Linked DNA regions of Homo sapiens: region 1 is linked to region 2. Evidence: chromatin loops called from intact Hi-C (ENCODE). Cell type or tissue: adrenal gland. All regions are shown on one strand. Links, peaks and the distances in the headings refer to the core of each region. The heading gives the core; the rest is flanking DNA.

Region 1 (11,586 bases), core at 1,264-9,263, 850 kb after region 2:
AACCGAGACAACATGGTACCCACATTCTAGTGCTTTCTGAGACTGGCACTAGAAGCTAGGTTTCCTGCCAAGATTTGACACTTGGCATGCCCCTGGAGATGACATCAGCCCCGGGGGCGGGGGTTGATGTCCCTGAGATTGCATCAGCCCCAGGGGACAATGTGAGCTCCCTAATGACCTGCCACTGAAGGGCGAGTGAAGAGACCCTTCACCAGGGCAGCCTGCTTACTCAACTATGCATTGCCAGAAAGGTGGCTGGCATGGGGCAGACAGAATCATTTCATTCCCTGGTCAGGAGTTTTCCTGGTGGAGGACCAGTTGTAAAATATGGGTGTATGAGGGATCCACAGAAAATGTAGCCACATAGGGATGGAACTGTCTAACACGTGTGATGTCGGTAAACTCAATGAGCGGAGGATGGCAGAATGGTTCTGCTCTGTTAATAGCTCCAAGGTGGAAGGAAAATGTGGATGTGTGTTCTGAAGTAGGAGCCTTGGAAAAAAGCTGGCCCAAAAGAGGAGCTCCTCTTCTTGTGCGACAGGACAGGAGGGTGAAGGAGAGTACAGAGACCCACCAAACTGACGAGCTGGGAATTTAAAGTCATTAACTTGGAGAGGTCTAAGATGATTGGGCATTACCTCTGTCTGCAGAGTAGGGTTGAAGATGGAGGGCAGAGAAAGGTGGAGGCAGGAGTGGGGAAAAAAAGGGAAAGGAGTAGGGTAGTCAGTGCAGGAGGTGCTTAGAGCACATTTGCAGCTTAGCATAAAGACTAGAGCCTCTTGAAGAGGGCTTAAAAAGGTCAGAGGACAGCATTCAGATTCGTGTCTTCCGGCTAAATGAAGTTGTATGGGCCATTCTCAGAAAATGTTGGGTATTGTGGTCCCAGGCTGAGAAAGTATCCAGAAGGTCAAGGTGCCCCATGACCAGGGTTCAGGTTTGGCAAATCAGGGGCTGCTGAGCTCTGAGTGTGTGTGCCCCCCAAAGTCATATGTTGAAATCCTGTCCCCCAATGTGATGTATTAGGAGGCAGGGCCTTTGGGAGGCGACAAGGTCTTGAGGGTGGAGCTTTCATGAATGGGGTTTGTGCCCTTATAAAAGAAGCACCAGAGAGCTGCCTTGCCCCTTCTGCCATGTGAGGGTGCAGCAAGAAGGCCATCTATGGACCAAGAACGGGGCCCTCAGCGGACATTGAATCTGCCGGAGCCTTGATGTTGGGCTTCTCAGCCTCCAGGACTGTGAAAAATAAATTTGTTTTTGTTGTTGTTGTTGCTGCTGTTGTTGTTGTTGTTGTTGCTTCAAGATGGAGTCTGGCTCTGTCACCCAGGCTGGAGTGCCGTGGTGTTATCTCGGCTCACTGCAACCTCCGCCTCCCAGGTTCAAGCGATTCTCCTGCCTCAGCCTCCCAAGTAGTTGGGATTACATGCACGCGCCACCACGCCCAGCTAATTTTTGTGTTTTTAGTAGAGATGGGGTTTCACTGTGTTGGCCAGGCTTGTGTTGAACTCCTGACCTTGTGATCCAATCGCCTCAGCCTCCCAAAGTGCTGGGATTACAGGTGTGAGCCACCATGCCCAGCCGATAAATTTGTTTTTAAAAATAAATTTGGCGATAATATATTTAAATAAATTTCTCTTTATAAGCCATCCAGTCTGAAATTTGTGATAGCAGTCCTAACAGACTAGGACAGGAGCCAGACCCTTTAAAGGATAAGAGGATCTCTGTGCTATCAAAGGGAAATGGCTGACGGAGGTGGTGTCAGGTGTGCAAGGGGAGTAAGGACATCATGAAGCTGGAAGGAGACTTTGGAGGAAGCCGAGGCCCAGCACTGCAGTGAGAGTATATAAGAGCTCAGCAGCAGTTCAGTTTGGAGTTGAGATTAATAAAAGGAGCAGGAGTTAGGGTCAAAAGAGAAGCCTAAGTTTTGAGATCTCGGACGTGTGGAAGGTATCTGTCAAGGCCCAGCTTATGGTTTTGCCCATGGTAGCAGAAAGTAGTTGAAGAGGCATGGCAACAGGAAACCAGGATTCTAGAAAGGTCACTAACAAGGATATTGAAGTGACTATGGATGCCCACCTGGCAGGATGAAGAGACCACAGGACAGGTTCTAACCTTTCTGGAAGGTGGGAGAAGTGTTCAAGGCATGCAAGTGGTGGTAATAAATTACACGTGGTACACTTTGCAACAAGAGCTGTGAAGTATGTTTTAGATTTATAGGATTGAGTGGAGCAATTTTCTGTTCTCCTGGAGATGGGAGGTGAAGAGGGAATGGAAAGGCGAGGGACATTTCAGTTATGTACAGTGGTACAAGATGTGAACCAGAAAAGCTTTGGTGAGCGGGAGAGTTCATCATCAAGAGAGGTGATGGGAGTGCAGGAGTCCTACTGCTTAGTGCTTACTATTCAAACCCATGCTCCAACTCTCATCTTGGAAGTATTTACAAGAGGAGTGCATTGGTTCTCATGGAAAATGGGCAGAAAGGTCACAGATGCATCTATTGCTGCTGGGCAGAAATGACCAGCTCAGAAGTCAAAGACAAGGAAATAGAGGTTAGTTACATTATATAGATATGCTTCTTTCATTTACTGCAAATTCTGGTACATCTACATTCTGATACATCTGTATCTCTAAGTTTGGTGTAAAATGCTCTGTGATTTCAAGTTGCTGTGGAGAAATCTTTCTGTGCACTTGAGCTCTTCTGGAACTCCAGAGACACCAAGGATAATGCTTCAAACAACTACAAAATTCTCACAATTGATGACTACATTTACCCCTTCTCTTTTTTAAGCATAAAAATTGTTTAGTGCAATGTCTGCTTTCCGTGTAAGATCTGCTTAATCTGGATTCCCACTGATTTTTTCTGGGTTGTTTACGTGTTGATTTGGAAGGCTTGCAATCTCTAAGAATCTGTTAATGGTGGTCGTGTAGACCTGATCAAAGTTTGTTTATGATTTATTGTCCAAGTTTATAAGGTTTGTTTTCATTAAAGCTCTCAGAGATGGCACAAGTTCTTTCTATGAGTAAAAACTTTCTGCTCAAATAGACCACTGGATATTTCATATTCATGCATGTGAAGGAGTACTACTCCTAAATCTGCATCTTATAGCCATTATAAAAGGTTCCCAAGATACTCTTGGCTGACAGCTCCCTACATTGCAACTATGTGGATTAAATCACAGAGTAGTCTGATACTAGCGTGAAGAGCAAATCTCCTATGATACTATGCTAATCCCAGGAATGATCTGCCCTAGTTGGTATTTAATAAAGTGGTCCTTTTCTTTTATTATGGCAGCTTTTCTCTAGTACCTAATAGTGAATCTTTTGTGTCTCAAATATTTAGCTTCAACTATCCCAAGACAATAATTCACTGAGTTTTAGGACAGAGACAGAAGTAAGTGAAGATGGTCTAAGCATTCTTCAAAGCTGTTATCTGAAGTTGCTGCTGCACTCTCCATGCAGGAAATGTAATAATATAATGACTCAGCTAATGACTGAGTACCCACCATAAAGATTCCTCAGGTCAGGCAGCATTTAAACACGCCAGAGCATTATTTAAGGGGAGGGATCGAGGATTAGGCAAAGCAGATTGCATGATGATGTATTTAAGCTCTGTGCAAAAACATATGCATCCATCTAATTCTTATTGCTCTACGTGGCAGAAAATGACCTACAGACACATCGAACACCATGGCTACATAAACAGTAAGCAGAGAGCATGTATGAAGATATAGGTGCCTTTCAGTCAGGATGAGGTCAGGAAAAGAGACTCAGCATCAGTTTGTTAACAGAAGAAATTTCACAAAAGGAATTAGATAACAGATACTGGAGAGCTGAAAAGGCAAAGGCGACCACTGCAGCGACACCCTCCAGGCCAGGAGAATAAAGGGGGCAAGGATGGGGTTTTTAGAAGCTCAGGGAAAGGTGCTGATGTCTCAGCAGCTCTGAAGAGGGTCAGATGCCATTGAGGCTGTTGATGGTGTCTGGGTGACTTGGACGAGGGTCCCTGCATGCCAGGCTCAGGCATCAAAGTAACAGGCACTGACTGGCTGGGCAGGTGGCTCTAAGAGAGCATAGTGAGTCTAGTTCTGGAAGTATGAAAAGAACTGGAACCAACTGCCACCACTTGGGGCAAACAGTTGCTTGGGTGAGAAGCAACTGTTTATTATAGGAACCAAACTCAAAACAGAAAAGAATAAGCCCCTCCTCAACCTACAGAATGGGAAAAATTTTTGCAATCTACCCTCTGACAAAGGGCTAATATCCAGAATCTACAAAGAACTTAAACAAAGTTACAAGAAAGAAACAAACAACCCCATCAAAAAGTGGGCAAAGGATATGAACAGACACTTCTCAAAAGAAGACATCTATGCAGCCAACAGACACATGAAAAAATGCTCATTATCACTGGTCATCAGAGAAATGCAAATCAAAACCACGATGAAGTATCATCCCATGCCAGTTAGAATGGCAATCACTAAAAAGTCAGGAAACAACAGATGTTGGAGAGGATGTGGAGAAACAGGAATGCTTTTACACTGTTGGTGGGAGTGTAAACTAGCTCAACCATTGTGGAAGACAGTGTGGCAATTCCTCAAGGATCTAGAACTAGAATTACCTTTTGACCCAGCAATCCCATTACTGGGTATATACCCAAAGGACTATAAATCATGCTACTATAAAGACACATGCACACGTATGTTTATTGCGGCACTATTCACAATAGCAAAGACTTGGAACCAACCCAAACGTCCATCAATGATAGACTGGATAAAGAAAATGTGGCACATACACACCGTGGAATACTATGCAGCCACAAAAAAGGATGAGTTCATGTCCTTTGCAGGGACATGGATGAAGCTGGAAACCATCATTCTCAGCAAACTATTACAAGGACAGAAAGCCAAACACCGCATATTCTCACTCATAGGTGGGAATTGAACAATGAGAACACTTGGACACAGGGAGGGGAACATCACATACCGGAGCCTGTTGTGGGGTGAGGAGCTGGGGGAGAGATAGCATTAGGAGAAATACCTAACGTAAATGATGAGCTGATGGGTGCAGCAAACCAACATGGCCCATGTATACCTATGTATCAAACCTGCACGTTGTGCACATGTGCCCTAGAACTTAAAGTACAAAAAAAAAAAAAAAAAAAAAAAAAAAAGAATAAGCCCGTCCTGACGGCATGAGCCTCCTTCCAGTCTCCCTCTAGTGCCCCCTAGTGACAGAATTTGAGAAGGATCTGGCAAAGGAGGGCTGGACCTGGTAAGGTCCCAACGCAGTGTGACACAGCAGGATATATAGGAAGAGGTCAGGAGGTAAGGAGCAAAGGCTTAATAACCCAAACAAGATGCACATGCACCTTATAATCCCGTCTACATGCAGGGAGGAAGGTAAAGCAGTAAACTAGGTTACTGTGTTCTGTGTATCACCCTTACTTAAATTTGGAATAACCCTAGGGGCTTTCTTAAATCAAAGTCTTAAATTTGTTTTGCCCATCCAGTGTTTCTAAATCAGATTTTTTTTAACTGTTCCTTCAGTTATATACCAAAAGTATCTCTACAAATTGATGTTAGGAACTTTCTGAGCCCTAAATCAATATAGTAAGAGAATCATTTCTGGGTAGAATGAAAAAGAAATTTTCAGACTGGGTTCATGCTTATATTCTATACGAAGCCTAGCCCTGCTTTTCCAAAGAAGTAGTGACACATATGGAAATGACAACCAGCAAGACCCAAGTCTGACAAGGAGGCTGAATTGCCCCTTTAGAATTATCATTTCTGCCACCTCCCAGCACTTTACCACTTACCTAAAAGAAGACAAAATAATAGACTCTTTTGCTTCCAGTACCTATAATGTACATTTCCAGGTTTGTTTTGGAGTACAGCTGTGAAATCCTTCAGCACTGACATAATTCTCTTCCCTCCAATTGTGAAGTGTTCTTTGAGCAATGTAATTGTTCCCCACTGCAATTCTTACAGCAGCGTGTCAGCATGCCAATCACTTCTTCTTCTTCCAGTTCTGATTCTTCCAGTTCCCTGCTGTGTTAACACCCAGAATGAGTCCTTCCAGCTGTTGAAAGATGTCAGCATATTTATATGAACTACTTTATGTTTCCTGGGGAAATGTTCTAAAAGAAAAGAGATCTTGGCCGGTATGCTTGTGATTCTGCAGAGATGTGACTTGGCTTGCATTTATATTTTCTTTGGGGTCAGTAATAGTATTAAGTATTTCAAATGGCACATGTGACTACACAGTGTCACTTTATCTTAACTGAGCTTTGGTCATCTGTATTCCATTCAATTAGACTACACATATCACTCAGATATCTCTTCTGGAAATGAGAAAATTTGTCTTGTGGTAGGTTCTCCCAGGAAAACCTTGAAGATATCATTTATTGCAATGTTGCTGGACAGCACAAACTCATGGAACTTTTTCTGACATTTCAAATTTCTCTTTATCTTATGTTTGCATAACATTTCTTGAAGATTTCTGAAGGTACCCACAATCTGAGTGTTACACATTTTTCTTTCACTGAAAAGGGAGTTTCTTCAAGATTCTATTTTTTTGTTTTTTTGTTTTTTTGTTTTTTTTTTTTTTGAGACAGTCTCACTCTGTCACACCTAGGCCAGAGTGCAGTGGCAGGATCTCAGCTCACTGCTATCTCCACCTCCCAGCTTCAAGCGATTCTCCTGCCTCAGCCACCTGAGTAGCTGGGATTACAGGCAGGCACCATGACACCCAGCTTATTTTTGTATTTTTAGTAGAGATGGGGTTTCACCATGTTGGCCAGGCTGGTCTCGAACTCCCGACCTCGGGTGATCCACCCACCTTGGCCTCCCAAAGTGCTGGGATTACAGGTGTGAGCCACTGTGCCCAGCCTCTTCAAGATTCTTGATAGGAATTGTTAAACCTCCTGTTACAGGCTGGATTGTATCTCCAAAAAGATGTATGGAACCTGACCCCTGGTACTTGTAAATGTGACTTTATTTGAAAATAGAGTGTACAGATATCATTAAGATGAATGTTAAGATGAGATCATACTGGAGTAGGTCAGGCCTTTAATCCAATATGACTGGTGTCCTTATGAAAGGAAGAGAGAGAGAGAGACAGAGGGAAGACAGCCGTGTGAAGATAGAGGCAGAGATTGGCCACAAACCGAGGAATACCTGGGGCTACCAAAAGCTGGAAGAGGCAAGAAAAGACCCTTCCTCCCCTAGAGGCTTCAGAGACAGCATATCATTGCCAACACTTTGATTTTGGACTTTTGGCCTCCAGAACTGTGAAAAAGTAAATTTACGCTGTTTTAAGCCACCCAGTTTATGGTACTTTGTTTCTGTAGCCTTAGAAAACTAATACACCTCTCAAATCTGCCAACTAAAATTTTAACAGAATAGATTTCTTTTTCACACTTTCCCTGTCTCTGCTTTCTTCTAAGTTAGTGCCTTCAGCACTAGTGAGCTCTTCCCTTCTTTTGCATTGGCTGAACACAGAAACAAAGAATTCTATAAACTCCTTCAAGGACACTCCTGGTAGATGCTGTGGCCCGTGCCTTTGCACGCACTGTCTGATAATTGTGGGGCATCCTGGGAATGGGTGCAGCATCGTTGGTGTTACATTTGGGACACTGTACATGCCCAGTTAGCACTGGCCACTGCTGTGACTAAAGAGAAAAGCCCACAAGCAAATTTTAGAACTCCCAGCATCTTCACCCAGTTCAATAAACTTGTTTCTTAGTTGCCCTGGATTTACAATCTTGTATTTCAATTCTCTACAAGCATGCTATTCTATAACAAGCAGAATCCCAGGACTGCCATAGGATACCTCTCTCTGATGTAGGTCCAGAGGTTTGTTTAGTTCCGAAAGAGCACTATCCCAGGCCTGCTCCCTCATGTGTGTGTCCCTAATTTCTCCTAATTATGATGATTCTGGATCTGCACTCTCTTAGTGTTCTAGGGGTCTCTAACCAGATACTTCCTTATTCTTATACCTCTATCGACAGTTCCATTTCAGAATGTCACAATGCTAAACATACCTGTGATTTCAAAGTTAAGTTATACCGGGGAGGATCATGAAATTTCATGTCCAAGCCAGGGCACTATTTTAGAGGAAAAGGAGATGTTTAAACAGTTAAAATTCTATAATATTGTTAAAATATATTAACCAACATTGATTTTTATTATATTGATGTACCTAAAAGATGAACTTTTTTTTTTTTGAGACAGAGTCTCACTCTGTCGCCCAGGCTGGAGTGCAGTGGTGCGATCTCGGCTCACTGCAAGCTCCACCTCCCGGGTTCACGCCATTCTCCTGCCTCAGCCTCCCAAGTAGCTGGGACTACAGGCACGTGCCACCATGCCCAGCTAATTTTTGTATTTTTAGTAGAGACGGGATTTCATCATGTTAGCCAGGATGGTCTCCATCTCTTGACCTAGTGATCCGCCTGCCTTGGGCTCCCAAAGTGCTGGGATTAGAGGCGGGAGCCACCGCACCCGGCCAAGATGGACTTCTTTAAGCTTTTAAAAATGAGATCTTTTCTAAAAAATAAAATCTATCTATATTAAAGCAGAATAAAAGCTTTATATTGACATTTAAACATTTAAAAATAGCAAGGAGAATAATTATCTTTGGTATATATTCACATCTGTTAATCAGCCTAGCCATTATCTGTCATGAGTATTTTTCTGAATAATTCATTTATTTCAATATATTATGCAATCCAGAGTTGCATATTATGATTAATAAACTTGGAATGAATAGGTCAATTAACTCTTCTGGTGGTCATAATAGTAAGGCCAGAGCATATCTGCTAAATGTATGATATTCTAAATTTTACTTTTGAAATTAAAATATATAAATACTGAGCCATTTTCAAGCGTACTTTATTTTTATCTCTTTTGAGTACCTTTCTTTAACAAATATTTTTCAGAGACAAAATTGGTTAAATAAATTGTCTAATGCCTTTTAATGTTTCATTGAATTTAAACACTTTAAAACTGTACACTTTCTCAATTTCAATCCTATAAAATATAGAATACAAATATGTCCAGTTAAAAATAGGACTTTCATCAAACGATTCTTTAAAGTCAACACGTTCCCAAGCACACTTATAGAACTTAAAAATTAAATCTTGACAAAGAAACAAAAGACATGTACATTAGAATGGAATAAATAAAACCATCCCTATTTGTAGATGACATGGTTGTCTACATAGGCAATCCAAGAAATCTAAAAAAAAAAAAAATTCCTAGAATAAGGGAGTTCACCAAGGTACAAGGTGAACACACAAACATCAATCACCTGTTTATTTATAAACAAGCATGTGGACATAAAAACTAAAAACACAATACCATTCATAATTGCTGCAAACTAAAAGAAATATTTGGATACCAATCTAACAAAACATTCTATACATTGAAAATTGCAAAATGCTGAAGACAGAAGTCAAAGTAGCCCTAAGTAAATGGAAAGGCATGCCGTGTGAGTGGATTGGAAGACTTAACATAGTAAAAATGTCAGTTATCTCCAAAGTGACCTATAGGTTAAGGCAATTTCCATCAAATTCCCAGGAAGGTTTTTCTCCCATCCACATGCTTATTTTTAAATCTATATGGAAAGTTGAAGGACCTAGAATACCTAAAACAATTTGAAAAGAACAGAGTGAGAGGAATCACTCTACATGATGTTAAGGCTGACACTTTAGCCACAGTAGTCAAGACAGTGCAGTATTGGCAGAGAGCTAGACACAGACCAATGAAATAGAATAGGGAACCCAGAAAGAGACTCACACAAATATGCCCAACTGATTTTTGACAAAGGTGCAAAAGCAGTTCAATGGAGGAAAGACGGTCTTTTCAGCAAATGATGTTAGAACAACTGACATCCATAGGCAAAAACCAATAATAATAAGTACTTCAACCTAAACTTCACACCTTATATAAAAATTGACTCCATATGTATCATGGGCTTACATGTAAAACATAAAATCAAAATACTTTTAGAAAAAAATTAAAAAATATTTAGGACATATGGGTAGGTGAAGAGTTACGTATCTGACACCTAAAGCAGTAGTCCCCAACCTTTTTTGGCACCAGGGACCAGTTTTGTGGAAGACAATTATTCCCCAGACACAGGGCGGGAGGGTGGTGGGCATTAGATTATCACAAGGAGGGTGCAACCTACATCCCTTGCATGTGTGGTTCACATTAGGATTTTTGCTCTTACGAGAATCTAAGGACCCTACTGATCTGACAGAGGTGGAGCCCAGGCCCTAATGCTTACCTCCTGATGAGTGGCAGGGTTCCTACCAGTACAGGACCATGGCTCTGGGATTGGGGACACCTGACCTAAAGCACAATCCATAAAAAGGAAAAACTGATAAATTGGAGCTCAACAAAATTAAAAACTTTTGCTCTTCCAAAGACCCTCTTAAAGTCATGTAAACACCAGCTACAGACTGGAAGAAATTGTTTGCAGACCACATATCCAACAAAGTTTTTGTATCTAGAATATATAAATAACTCAGCATTCAACAGCACAAGACAAAAAGCCCAATTAGAAAATGGGCTGCTTCCGGCCGGGCGCAGTGGCTCACGCCTGTAATCCCAGCACTTCGGGAGGCCGAGGTGGGCAGATCACCTGAGGTCAGGAGATCGAGACCATCCTGGCTAACGCGGTGAAACCCCGTCTCTAATAAAAATACAAAAAATTAGCCAGGCATGGTGACGGGTGCCTGTAGTCCCAGCTACTCAGGAGGCTGAGGCAGGAGAATGGCATGAACCCCGGAGGCGGAGCTTGCAGTGAGCTGAGATCACACCACTGCACTCAAGTCTGGGCGACAGAGCAAGACTCCGTCTCAAAAAAAAAAGAAAATGGGCTGCATCCATGAACAGACATTTCACTGAAGAGGATATACAGATGGTTAATAAGCACATGAAAAGATACTCAACATCATTGGCCATTACATCTCTGTACATTAAAACCGCAAGCAGATATCACTATACACCTATGAGAATGGCTAAAATAAAAAATAGTGACAATACCAAATGCTGGCAAGAATGAAGAGAAACTATATATTTATATATTGCTGGTGGGAATGTAAAATGGTAGAACCACTTTGAAAATTCGTTTGGCAATTTCTTTTAAATCTAAACATGTTGGTACCATACGGCTGAGAAATCCCAAACTCTTGGGAATTTATCCCAGAGGAATGAAAATGATGTTCACACGAAAATCTGTTCATGAATGTTCATAGCAGTTTTATTTATATTTGCCAAACACTAGAAGTAACCCAGATGCCCTTCAAGGGGTAAAAAGTTAAACACACTGTAGCACATTCAGCGCTACTGCTCAGTAATAAAAAGGAACAAACTATTGATATACACAACAGCGTGAATCAATTTCAAGGAAATTATATTGAGGGGAAAAAAGCCTATTTCAAAAGGTTATACACTGTATAATGGTTACACAACATTCTAGAATATTCTTGAAATAACAAAATTATAATGTTGCCAGAGGTTGGGAATGGGGGCGAAGGATCAGGTATGTCTATAAAGGAGTAACACAAGGGAGCCTCATGGTGCTGGA
Region 2 (11,586 bases), core at 2,347-10,346:
TGATTAAGATGAGAAATTTTACATTATGGGTATTTTAGTACAATAAAAAAATAGAAAAGGCTGGGCATGGTGGCCTGTAATCCCAGCACTTTGGGGGGCCGAGATGGGTGGATCACCTGAGGTCAGGAGTTCAAGACCAGCCTGACCAACATGGTGAATCCCCATCTCTACTAAAAATACAAAAATTAGCGGGGCATGGTGGCGTGCACCTGTAATCCCAGCTACTCAGGAGGCCGAGGCAGGAGAATTGCTTGAACCTAGGAGGCGGAGGTTGCAGTGAGCTGAGATCACGCCACTGCACTCCAACCTGGGCAACAGAGCAAGACTCTGTCTCAAAATAAAAAATAAAATAAAATAAAAAAAAAAAGAAAAAAAAAATCAAGGTGCAATTATGACCATATTTGAAATGAATAAAAAAAGTCTCAAAGACATAGAAGATACAAGAATCAAGTGACAATTTTAGAAGTAAAAATACAATTAGTTAAATAGTTTTTAAAAACTCTCTCCTCTGGGTCTTTGTAGTCAGAAAAAAAACCCTTAAAGGATGATACTGAATATCATTGCCTCTAGAATCTGAAGTCTGAATTATTTCTTGCAAAATTGAAGAAATAATCAGTGAACTTTAAGATAGAAATTATGCAGTGTGAACAGACAGAAAGTAGACCAAAAATAATTAACAGAACCTCAGGGATTTGTGGAAGTATATTAAAAAAATCTAACATTTATATCACTGGTGTCCCAAATAGAGAGGAGAAGGAAGGTGAGTCTGAAAATGTTCTTGAAGAAATAGCGGCTACACAATCCTCAAATTTGGCAAAAGACATAAAACTACACATTCAAGCAGCTAAGAAAACTCCAAACAGGGTAAACCCAAAGAAATCAACACCAAGTCATATATACTCTAACTTGTGAAAACTATAGAAGGAGAGAGAGAGAGAAAAAAAAAAACTCTTGAAAACAGCAAGAGAAATGATACGTTAACTATATGAGAAAACCAACTTCAATGGCAATGACTTCCCATGAGAAGCTCTGGAGGCCAGAAGGAAATGGCACATGTTTCAAGTATGAAAGAAAAGAACTGTCTGGCATAATATTTTTCAAGTAGGAAAGAAAATAATTGTCAGCCAAGAATTCTACATTCAACCAATATATTCTTCAAGAATGAAGGGTAAATCAAGACATTCTCAGAAGGTAATGAAATAGTATCCAACAAACCATATACAGGATTTGTATGCTGAAAACAAACACTGATTAAATAAATCAAAGAAATGAATTGCGATACACTGTTCATGCATTAGAAGATATCAATAGTTAATATATAAATTCCCCCAGGTTTAAACGAATTTCTATCAAAGTTGTTCCAAAATTTAGACAGGAAGGCGAAGTAATTGGAATGATTCGATTTTATAAAAAAATGAAATGGAAGGAATATGTCTATCCAACTTTAAGACCTTATATAGCAATAGTAATCAAGTCTGTGATATTGGCAGAGATCAATGGAACAGAATAGAGAACTATACAAACAGATTAAAGGAGATAAATGATATTTCTCAATGGATGCCATTCTATGAAATTCTCAGCTAACAAGGAATACAAGGCAACTGCTTAATCCAACAAAGTGTACCTTCCAAAAACCCATAGGAAGTAACGTACTTCATAATGAGTATTCTTTTAAAATCAGGAACAAGATAAGGATGCCCATTACCACCATTACTATTTAACCCTGAACTGGCAATCCTAGGCAGTACAATAAAAAATAAATAAAAGTAATAACATTGGAAAGATAAAAGCAAAGCTTTCACTAATTGTATATGTTATAACTGTCCTCATTAAAAACTCAAGAGAAGCTAAAGATTACATGCAAAAATTAATGGTTACTTGCGGAAAAAATCTTTAATCCCAATATCCGTGATTTCTCCACTCATAAATAGCCAGCCTTCCCTTTTAGAGATAGGGGTATAAAACCTTTCCAATTGGCCATGGGAAGTCCATTCTTCTAATCAAGTTATCTGCTCTTCACAAAATTTCACAGAATCCCTATACAAATGATGCAGGTCCAAAATTCTTTAAGGCATTTTCTGCTATCTACACATTGCTTCTACTGGCTGTTGCTACTCTTATCACACTCGTTTTGGCCAAGTCTGGCCACTGCATCTTTCCTTCTTACAATTAGACTTAGGCTATGGTGTATCTTCCTGAAAGCTTTAGAGTAATAGAAGATGGTCACAAAGCAGAAAGGAAAAAAATTGATATTGGATACTGTATATCATTGCTTCTAGAATCTGAAGTCTGTGTGCATTCACAAGAGGTCTCCTCTAGGTTCTAGCCAAACCATCCCCTTCTCAGTCCTGAGAGCCCCTACCTTCCTTCTATCCCCTTTTTTTCTCCCCTCAAATAGATGCATTTTTTATTAACAGCTCAGGTTTTGATCCTAAGCCTTCATATATTTGCTTGCATGGCTGACCTACCCAATACGTAGACAACCCAATACAACTACTCTAAAAGAATAGCATTCAGTGTTGGTTCATCCCCTTCTCTTCCTTTTATGCCCTTGGATGATTGACAGCAGTATCCACTCTATATCATTTGGTCATGGCTCTCCTTCAGACAAAGCAATCAAAATAGATAAAACTTCATAATCTAAAGTTTCTTTGTTTTCTAGAATGACACTTGGTGCTTATATCTGGGAATGAGTTTTGGCTTTAATCTGTGATTATCTTTTAGGATTCTGCTACCAGCATTAGATAAAAACAGGCCAGAAGGTTCTTTATGTGACTGTCCTCTGTATACATATTCCAAGAATTAATGGCAGGGAATCAGAAGCAAACTGGCTAAGAACAAACAATTCAGAGGCAGATAAAATTACTCATAAACATCTATTTAAATCACACTGATATGGTTTGGCTCTGTGTCTCCACCCAAATCCCATCTTGAATTATACTCCCATAATTCCCACATGTTGTGGGAGGGACCTGGTGGGAGATGATTTGAATCATGGAGGCAGTTTTCCCCATACTCTTCTCATGGTAGTCACTAAGTCTCATGAGATCTGATGGTTTTATCAAGGGTTTCCGCTTTTGCATGTTCCTCATTTTCTCTTGCTGCTGCCATGTAAGAAGTGCCTTTCACCTCCTGCCATGATTCTGAGGCTTCCCCAGCCATGTGGAACTGTAACTCCAATTAAACCTCTTTTCCTTCCCCGTCTCGAGTACGTCTTTATCAGCAGCATGAAATGGGCTAATACTGGACATTGGTACCAGTAGAGGGGCGCTGCTGAAAAGATACCTGAAAATGTGGAAGCAACTTTGGAACTGGGCAACAGGCAGAAGTTGGAACAGTTTGGAGGGCTCAGAAGAAGACAGGAAAATATGGGAAAGTTTGGAACTTAGAGACTTGTTGAATGGCTTTGACCAAAATCCTGATAGTGATATGGACAATGATGTCCAGGCTGAGGTGGTCTCAGATGGAGATGAGGAACTTGTTGGGAACTGGAGCAAAGGTGACTCTTGTTATGTTTTAGTAAAGAGACTGGCGGCATTTTGCCCCTGCCCTACAGATTTGTGGAATGTTGAGCTTGAGAGAGATGATTTAGGGTATCTGGTAGAAGAAATTTCTAAGCAGCAAAACATTCAAAAGGTGATTTGGGTGCTGTTAAAGGCATTCAGTTTTAAAAGGGAAATGGCATCAAAATTTGGAAAGTTTTCAGCCTGACAGTTTGAAAGAAAACAAAATCTCATTTTCTGAGGAGAAATTCAAGCTAGCTTCAGATATTTGCACAAGTAATGAGGAGCCTAATGTTAATCCCCAAGACAATGGGGAAACTATCTCCAGGGCATGTCAGAGACCTTTGCTGCAGACTCTCCCATTCACAGACCTGGAGGTCTAGGAGGAAAGATGGTATTGTGGGCAGGTCCAGGGTTCTCGTGTTATGTGCAGTCTAGGGACTTGGTGCCCTGTATCCCAGCCACTCCAGCTGTGGCTGAAAGGGGCCAATGTAGAGCTTGGGCCATGACTTCAGAGGGTGCAATCCCCAAGCCTTGGCGGCTTCCATGTGATGTTGAGCCTGCAGGTGCACAGAAATGAGGAATTGGAGTTTGGGAACCTCCTCCTAGATTTCAGAAGTTGTATGGAAACACCTGGGTGCCCAGGCAGAAGTTTGCTGCAGGGCCAGGGATCTCACGGAGAACCTCTGCTAGGGGAGTGCAGAAAGGAAATGTGGGATTGGAGCTCCCACATGGAGTCCCTACTGGGGCACTGCCTAGTGGAGCTGTGAGAAGAGGGCCACCATCCTCCAGACCCCAGAATGGTAGATCCACCTACAGCTTGCACCGTGCACCTGGGAAAGCCACAGACACTCAACACCAGCCCATGAAAGCAGCAAGGAGGGAGGCTATACTGTGCAAAGCCACAGGGGCATAGCTGTCTAAGACCATGGGAACCCACCCTCCTGCATCAGTGTGATCTGAATGTGAGACCTGGAGTCAAAGGAGATCATTTTGGAGCTCTAAAATTTGACTGCCCTGCTGGATTTCAGACTTTCATGGGCCCTGTAACCCCTTTGTTTTGGCCAATTTCTCCCATTTGGAACAGCTGTATTTACCCAATACCTGTACCCCCATTGTGTCTAGGAAGTAACTAGCTTGCTTTTGATTTTACAGGCTTATAGGCAGAAGGGACTTGCCTTGTCTCAGATGAGACTTTGGACTACGGACTTTTGGGTTAATGCTGAAATGAGTTAAGACTTTGGGGAACTGTTGGGAAATCATGATTGGTTTTGAAATGTGAGGACATGAAATTTGGAGGGGCCAGGGGCAGAATGATATGGTTTGGCTGTGTCCCCACCCAAATCTCAACTTGAATTGTATTCCCACCTGCTCACATTTAGACATACCTATGTCATGAAAGGTGAGAAAATTAGTGAGCTGCTACTTCTTTCCACTTTCCTTCTCCCCTTCCCCCATCTGACTCACTGTATTAAACTTTAACGAAGTGAAAAGGATATTTTTGTTGTTGTGGTACCCTTCTACTAAAATGACTACTGTGCTTTTCTACAGATTAATTCTGTAAGAAACAAAAACTATTTATGATTATGATTATTTGGCTTTTATTTGTAGTGAATTCCAAGTGGGGTGATTGAACCCTTAGTGGAAGGAAGTGTGATGCTTTATAGCCTGTGCCACCTGAAGGGCACTGCACCAGGCATTGAGGTTACATAGGCTTTCTTTCATAATTTTCCAGCTTCCTTTGCTGTTCTAGGGTGAACTCAGTGCCTGTGATTTCTCAGGTTTCCCTCTCTCTTCTTTTGGGATGTGTTTCTTTTGGGAAGAAGTATATCCTTCATTTTTAACACACAAGGTTAGTTGGTTGTAAACTTTCTGAATCTTTGTAAATCAGAAGACATCTGTGGCTGCTGTGAGAATGTGTCCCTCAGAAGTTCCACTGCAGGGAGTATAATTGACCCACAGACTCTGGTGCTGCCTCTGAAATCCATCAGCATGTCCACACTGGGGCTTCTGAGAGGCTACTCCCAGCCAAAGACTGAGCAGGGAGACAATACTCCCCGGGGGCTTGAGGACTCCCTGCAGACTTTTCTAACTCTAAGACTGCAGTGCAGTCTAAATATGCCCACCCGCCCTGTCTTCCTTCACTCTCTCCTTTATAGGGGGTCAGATCATTATTGCTGACTGACAGCTTGCTGAGCCTATCCTGGCCTCGTATCTTTACAGGTGTTTGCTCTAATAAATTTCTTGCACACATAACCCTGTCTTGTAATGTTTCTCAAAGGACCTACCCTACCACATCATCTTTATACTTCCTTATACTTGATTTGATATTTTTGTCCCAGGGATTCTATAGCCATTTCTCTCAGATTTTTGAGGGCATTTTTCCACTGTCATTTAGCTTCCAGAATTGGATGAGGTCTTATGTCTTTTTGATTCTTGTTCCTTTGTGGAAAAAATTTTGCATCTCTGAAAGCTTTTAAAATTCTCTTTATCTTTGAGGTACAGAAATGTCACCAGTATATATCTAAGTGCATGTCATCTTAGAAGTTCAATACTTGATGAGCTCTTTTGAAGATGTATTCTTAGTGATTATCTTAATATTTCCATTCCTCTTGTTCCACTCTGTTTTTCCATTCTGTTCCTCTTTGACTTCTATTAAAACTGCCTCAGTTTTAAACTCCTTCATGTTTAAAACCCCATAACTACATATTTTGGAGAAAGAGTTGCATTTTGTTTTTTGTGGTAGTTAGTGGTAGAAATATGAGCAGGCCAGAGCAGGTTGTAGAACCAGAGCAGGATTTCCTGGGAGGAGAAGCCCCAGGAGAGCCACAGGAAAGCAGATCCAGGCCAGGTGCATGTGGCTGTGGATTCTCGCCAGGTGAGGCTCTGTGCTTAGAAAAGTGCTGATGCCCTTTGTGGTCGTGGGTCATTTGTTTCGGTACAAATTGTCTTTATTCTCTGGATTTACAATGATGAGAATATGCAATTGTGTAATGGGGAAAATTCACTGTATTCAAAAGTCACCCTGGCTGCCCCTTTTCCAGGACCCAGTGAGCCCGGAGTCTGGAGCAGAGCAGGCCACCTGTGATGGCAAAGGAGAGGTGCGTACCCAGAAGAGTCAGCTCAGAAAAGGCAGGCCTCAGAGAGAATGTGCCAGTCAACCCCTGTTTATTGGGATGCTAGAGGCAAAGCTAGTATGTATATGTGGCCCAGGGTTATTTTAGCACTAAATTTGCACGTATCACTAAGAACTGTGAAAACAGTTCTTGGGGGCTCAAGTGGGATCTCCTGAGCCCCATTCTCACTGATAGCCTCTCATTCCACTCACAGGAGGGGAAAGGAGCACTGGACCAGGAGCTATGAAATGAGTTTTAATCCTGGAGCTTAGGCAACTCGTTTCCCTTCAAGGCTCTTAGACCTCTCATTTGTCTGCCCAAGGGGTGGATCTGATGCTTCCCTCTTCCTGTGAAGTGCAGGATTTCCCAGGGCTGCTTTCTTCCTGTCCCCACTGGAGTGTCTTGGTCCTGGCCCTCTTCTGTCACCTCCATTGCACTAACTGCCTCCCTGCCAAACATCCAATGTCATCCCCCTCCACAACTCATGGTGGCATACATGCTTCCCCAATCACGCCTTTCTCCATGTCACAACCCTACTCAGAATCACTTTGCCACAGAACCATGATTTCTGGAAAGATACTTGCAGTGAATGGTCTGACAGAAAAATAGACATCTGAAATAGACAGAACTTGGGAAAACACAGGGTACTGCCTAAAGGATGAGGTCCAGACCCTTAAGCCTGTCCACCAGTGTCCTTTGAAATCCTTGACCCCAACAACTTAGTCTTCCTAGCATCATCAGAACCATCAGTTCCAGCCACACTGGCCTGCCCTTTATTTACCAAACATTCCAGACCCATCTGTACCTAAGGCTCCGGCTCGAAGCATTTCCTTAGTTGTAAAATCCCTCCTGCAACTGGCAGCCAACCCCCAGCCCAGCTTAAACCCAATTCCAGTTTTGAGCCCCTTATAAGGGTAAGGCCCTGTGGGGTAAGCAGAAGTGAACATGACCACTAGTGAACTAGCTGTGAGTCTAGTGTGAGTGACAGGCAAGGGCACTGTAATGACTGGCACAACAATAGAGGAAGAGAGTCTATGTAGACAGAGGAGACAGCAATGAATTCTGATTGGTAGAGGAACTGGGGCAGGGAGGAGATGGTCTAGAAAACCTCAAAGGCGATAGCATTTGAGCTGACATGTTGAAGCCTTCACGGTGAAATCCAGGCATAGGGATTAAGTTTGGCCTGTGGCCAAGAATGTACACAGTATTTTGGGGAGGGTTATGTTCCCCATACATAGTGGAGCACTGGTGTAGAGCAGGAGACAAGTTGGAGGACTGAGGAGTCAGACTGCAGTGGGTCTTACTTAAATGCCCTGCCATAAATGTGGACTTTCTCCAGAATAATCCTCTGAAGTCTATGAACAGGGAAACACTATGAACACCAGATCTGAGTTTGATAAGGTGGAAGGCAAATTAAAAGTGAGGAGGCTAGGAGCCTGTTCCCATTAGAGATGAACCAGTCTTTCTGTTTCCAAGGCCAGGACTAGGCAGCCCATTGAGGGCAGGATGAGTAGTTGGTGATCTGTGCAGGTTTTTGGCCACAGGGAGTCTGGGATACTGAGAATCCAGGTGGCAAATGTGGGACTCTGCCCAGAGAAGGAAAGCAGAGCTCCATCTCTGCTCCTCTGACAGAAAAAGAGAATGGAAGTCATTCTGATGTGAAGGAAAGGAAGTTCTCTCATTTTCTAATAAAGGAAAAGCTGTTTGTAGGATGTGAAGGGGTCAGGAATGGGGAAAGCAAAAGAAATACTGTGGGACCTGGTCAAGGAAACTACCCCGTAAAGGCTGAGTGGAGGACCCAGCAGCCCCAAGACCCTCTTGGGATGGAAAGTATGGATATGCAGGGTAAGCACGCTCCCCGGCTCCCTGGGCCATCTTAGTGACAGCCAGGCACATGGAGACAGTCAAAGGGCTCCTTCTGACATGCTTCCTTCACCTCCAGGACGTTGGTTCATCGAGGTTTCCTTCTATTCTTTTGGTGACTTTGTCAACATCCTTGCTGGTTTTCCTACCCCTCTGGACTCTAAACATCAAGATGTCCCCAGGGCTCCATTCTTATACCTCTTATTTATGCCCACTCCTTAGAAAATCTCATGTGGCACTGTGGCTTCAGACATTATTGGTAATCTGATGACGCCATTTTTTTTTTCTTTTTGTTGAGATGGAGCTTCGCTTTTGTTGCCCAGGCTGGAGTGTAGCTGGAGTTGCTCACTGCAACCTCTGCCTCCTGGGTTGAAGCGATTCTCCTGCCTCAGCCTCCTGAGTAGCTGGGATTATAGGCGCCCGCCATCATGCCCAGCTAATTTTTTGTATTTTTAGTAGAGACGGGGTTTCACCATGTTGGCCAGGCTGGCCTTGAACTCCTGACCTCAGGTGATCCACCCGTGTTAGCCTCTCAAACTGCTGGGATTACAGGCGTGAGCCACTGCACCTGGCCACCCCATGTTTATATTGTATGTTAAACTGCCTACTTAATAGCTTACTTGACTGTCTAAGAGACATCTCAAATGTGTCTAGGAAACAACTTCTAATTTCCTTGTCACTCTGCCAACCTACTCCTTTAATCCCCCATCTCTTAAGATGGCAACACTCTTCACTTTGGAGTCACTCTGGATTTGTCTCATGATTCCCTGTAACTCATGCCCGGTTCTTTCACAGATTCTGTGGGTTCTACCTACAGTCCGTGTCCTGCACCTGAGCCCTTCTCATCACTGCCACCCTCCTCGCATGAACCCCCACTTCTCCCCAGGATTTCTGCAACAGCACCTGCATTGGAGGCTCTTTTCTCTAGTGATCACATCACTCCTGCTGAAATATTCCCTCTCCAATGGCTTCCCATTACACTTAGAATTCAAATACAGCTCATGAGGCCCTATGTGCACCCATTCCCAGCTTTCCACTTCCTACCACTCCTCCTCTCGGTTAGTTCACACAGCCACACTGTCTTCCTACCTCAGGGCTTCTCCTCCTGGAGTTGTTTTGAGATGGAGTCTCTCTCTGTCACCCAGGCTGGAGTGCAGTGGCGTGAGCTCAGCTCACTGCAAGCTCCGCCTCCTGGGTTCATGCCATTCTCCTGCCTCAGCCTCCCGAGTAGCTGGGACTACAGGCACCCACCACCACGCCCGGCTATTTTTTTGTATTTTTAGTAGGGATGGGGTTTCCCTGTGTTAGCCAGGATGGTCTCGATCTCCTGACCTCGTGATCTGCCCGACTCGGCTTCCCAGAGTGCTGGGATTACAGGCCGCCTGGCCCTTGGAGTTTTCTTATTCAAGATATTCTCCTGGCTCACTCTTTTACTTCATTCAGGTCAAAGAGTTCTTCCCTGACCCCTCTTATTACTCTGCTTTGTTTTCATAGCTTTTATGACATTTTATTGCATTTTTTTACTATATATTTATTGTTTATATGAAAATTTTCTACACAGGCCCCAGAAGGAATTTTATTCCTCACTAATGTATCCTTAGCATCTAGAAGAGTGGCTGGGGCCCATGGCAGGTATTTAAAGAATATTTAAGGAATGGATGAAAAGCATGGGTTGCATTTAAACTGGGACTTGACAAGGTGGAAAGATCAAGGGCATCGGGGATATGAGGAAGTTGTTAAGAATATAGCTGGCCATGGATTCATAGGAAAATATGAAGGTAGGGAGGTAAGGAGGCTGAGTAAGCTGGGAGCTGGGAGATGGGTGGTGGTAGGGGTGGGTCAAGGAATCAATGAGTGGGTGTAGCAGAAGGAATGGGAGACAGGAACTTGTAGTAAAAGGGAGGCTGGAGTTGGATATTCTAGAGAAAAGAAGTATGAGTCAATTGAGTGATTATGAATTTTCTCAGAATGGTGACTACATTTTCCTCATCTATCTATCTTCTGTGGTCAGTATTGAGTTTGGCACATACCACTCAATAATTCATTGGTAAGCTGGGTGCTGTGGCTCATGCTCATAATCCCAGTACTTTGGGAGGCTGAGGCAGGTAGATTGCTTGAGCCCAGGAATTTGAGAGCTGCCTGGGCAACATTGCAAGACCCCGTCTCTGCAAACGAAAAAATTAGGCATGGTGGTGCATGCCTATGGTCCCAGCTACTAGGGAAGCTGAGGTGGAGGATCACTTAAGCCATGGAGGTCAGGCTTCAGTGAGCTGCAATCATGCCATTGCACTCCAGCCTGGGCAACAGAGTAAGACCTTGTCTCAAAAAAGTATTAGTCCATTGGTAAATGAAGAAACCCTATTTCCACCAGACTCTGGGGACACAGTTTTATTCTGGTTCCTTGTATTTCCCAAATGCTGCAATGAGAACATGTTATTCTTATGCCCTGTTCCTGTCACAGTCAATGCTTCCCCTCCATTCATTGCCACAGGGGACACCTCCCTTCCTCTTACAGGATCCTGGGCAATGCAAATCAGGCCACCTGAGGGAGATAGAAAACCTTGCCTGATGTTGCCCAAAAACTGGTGGCAGGATCAAGATGCGGCCACTTTATTGGTTATAATAGCAGGTTCAACTAGATTTCCTCAAATTCTCAATTTCTGATACTAAGATTTTAGACTTATTCTAAATGTCTCTGCAGGACTTATTTTTGAATTTGCACTTTCCAGTTTCTGCTATTTCTTTTCAACTACTAAATAGCTTCCTCCTTCATTGTTCCTAGAGTTTTGCATAGAAGATCCAGATTAACCCTCTAGGTATCTCCCCATAACCTTGACATTCTCTGTTCAGTTCTACTCAGCAAGCTCTTATTGCATGCCTACTCTGTGCTAGGGCCTGTGCTGGGTGCATGAAGTCTGCAACTTAGCAATGTTTAACACAGGCACCATGATGCAAGTAGAGAACTGAAATCCAGGCCTTCTTCTCTGTGGACCCGAGCCATTGCCTCCTCTCAGGCCAGCTCAAGTCTTGCCTCTGCAGAAGCCATTCAACTCCCTCTTTTTTTACGTTCTTTCCCAGGAGATGGGTGGAAAAGACAAGCCCAG

Evidence for each region. Hi-C counts contacts between places; a loop is a spot of excess contacts. Peaks named below come from ENCODE experiments on the same cell type or tissue, not always from the same donor. Only the 100,000 strongest peaks of a DNase experiment are listed, where the experiment ranks them.
Region 1: it touches region 2 in a loop (3-fold over the local background); 2 of 110 quality-filtered maps call a loop at or near these places.

The regions. Positions count from the first base shown.
Region 1 is chr6:40,819,274-40,830,859 of GRCh38, forward strand. LOC105375053 (a long non-coding RNA gene) reads right to left here and starts at 6,070. Exons shown (of 3, transcript XR_926790.3): 1 at 5,810-6,070. In adrenal gland, for the core only: a CTCF peak has its summit at 5,220 (motif pointing left); no DNase peak of the experiment used is centred there; H3K27me3 peaks cover 313 bases.
Region 2 is chr6:39,968,173-39,979,758 of GRCh38, forward strand. LOC102723789 (a long non-coding RNA gene) reads left to right here. Exons shown (of 6, transcript XR_001744112.1): 5 at 6,548-6,604. Among named protein-coding and RNA genes, the nearest start is that of MOCS1, 40 kb to the left of the region's middle. In adrenal gland, for the core only: no CTCF peak of the experiment used is centred there; no DNase peak of the experiment used is centred there.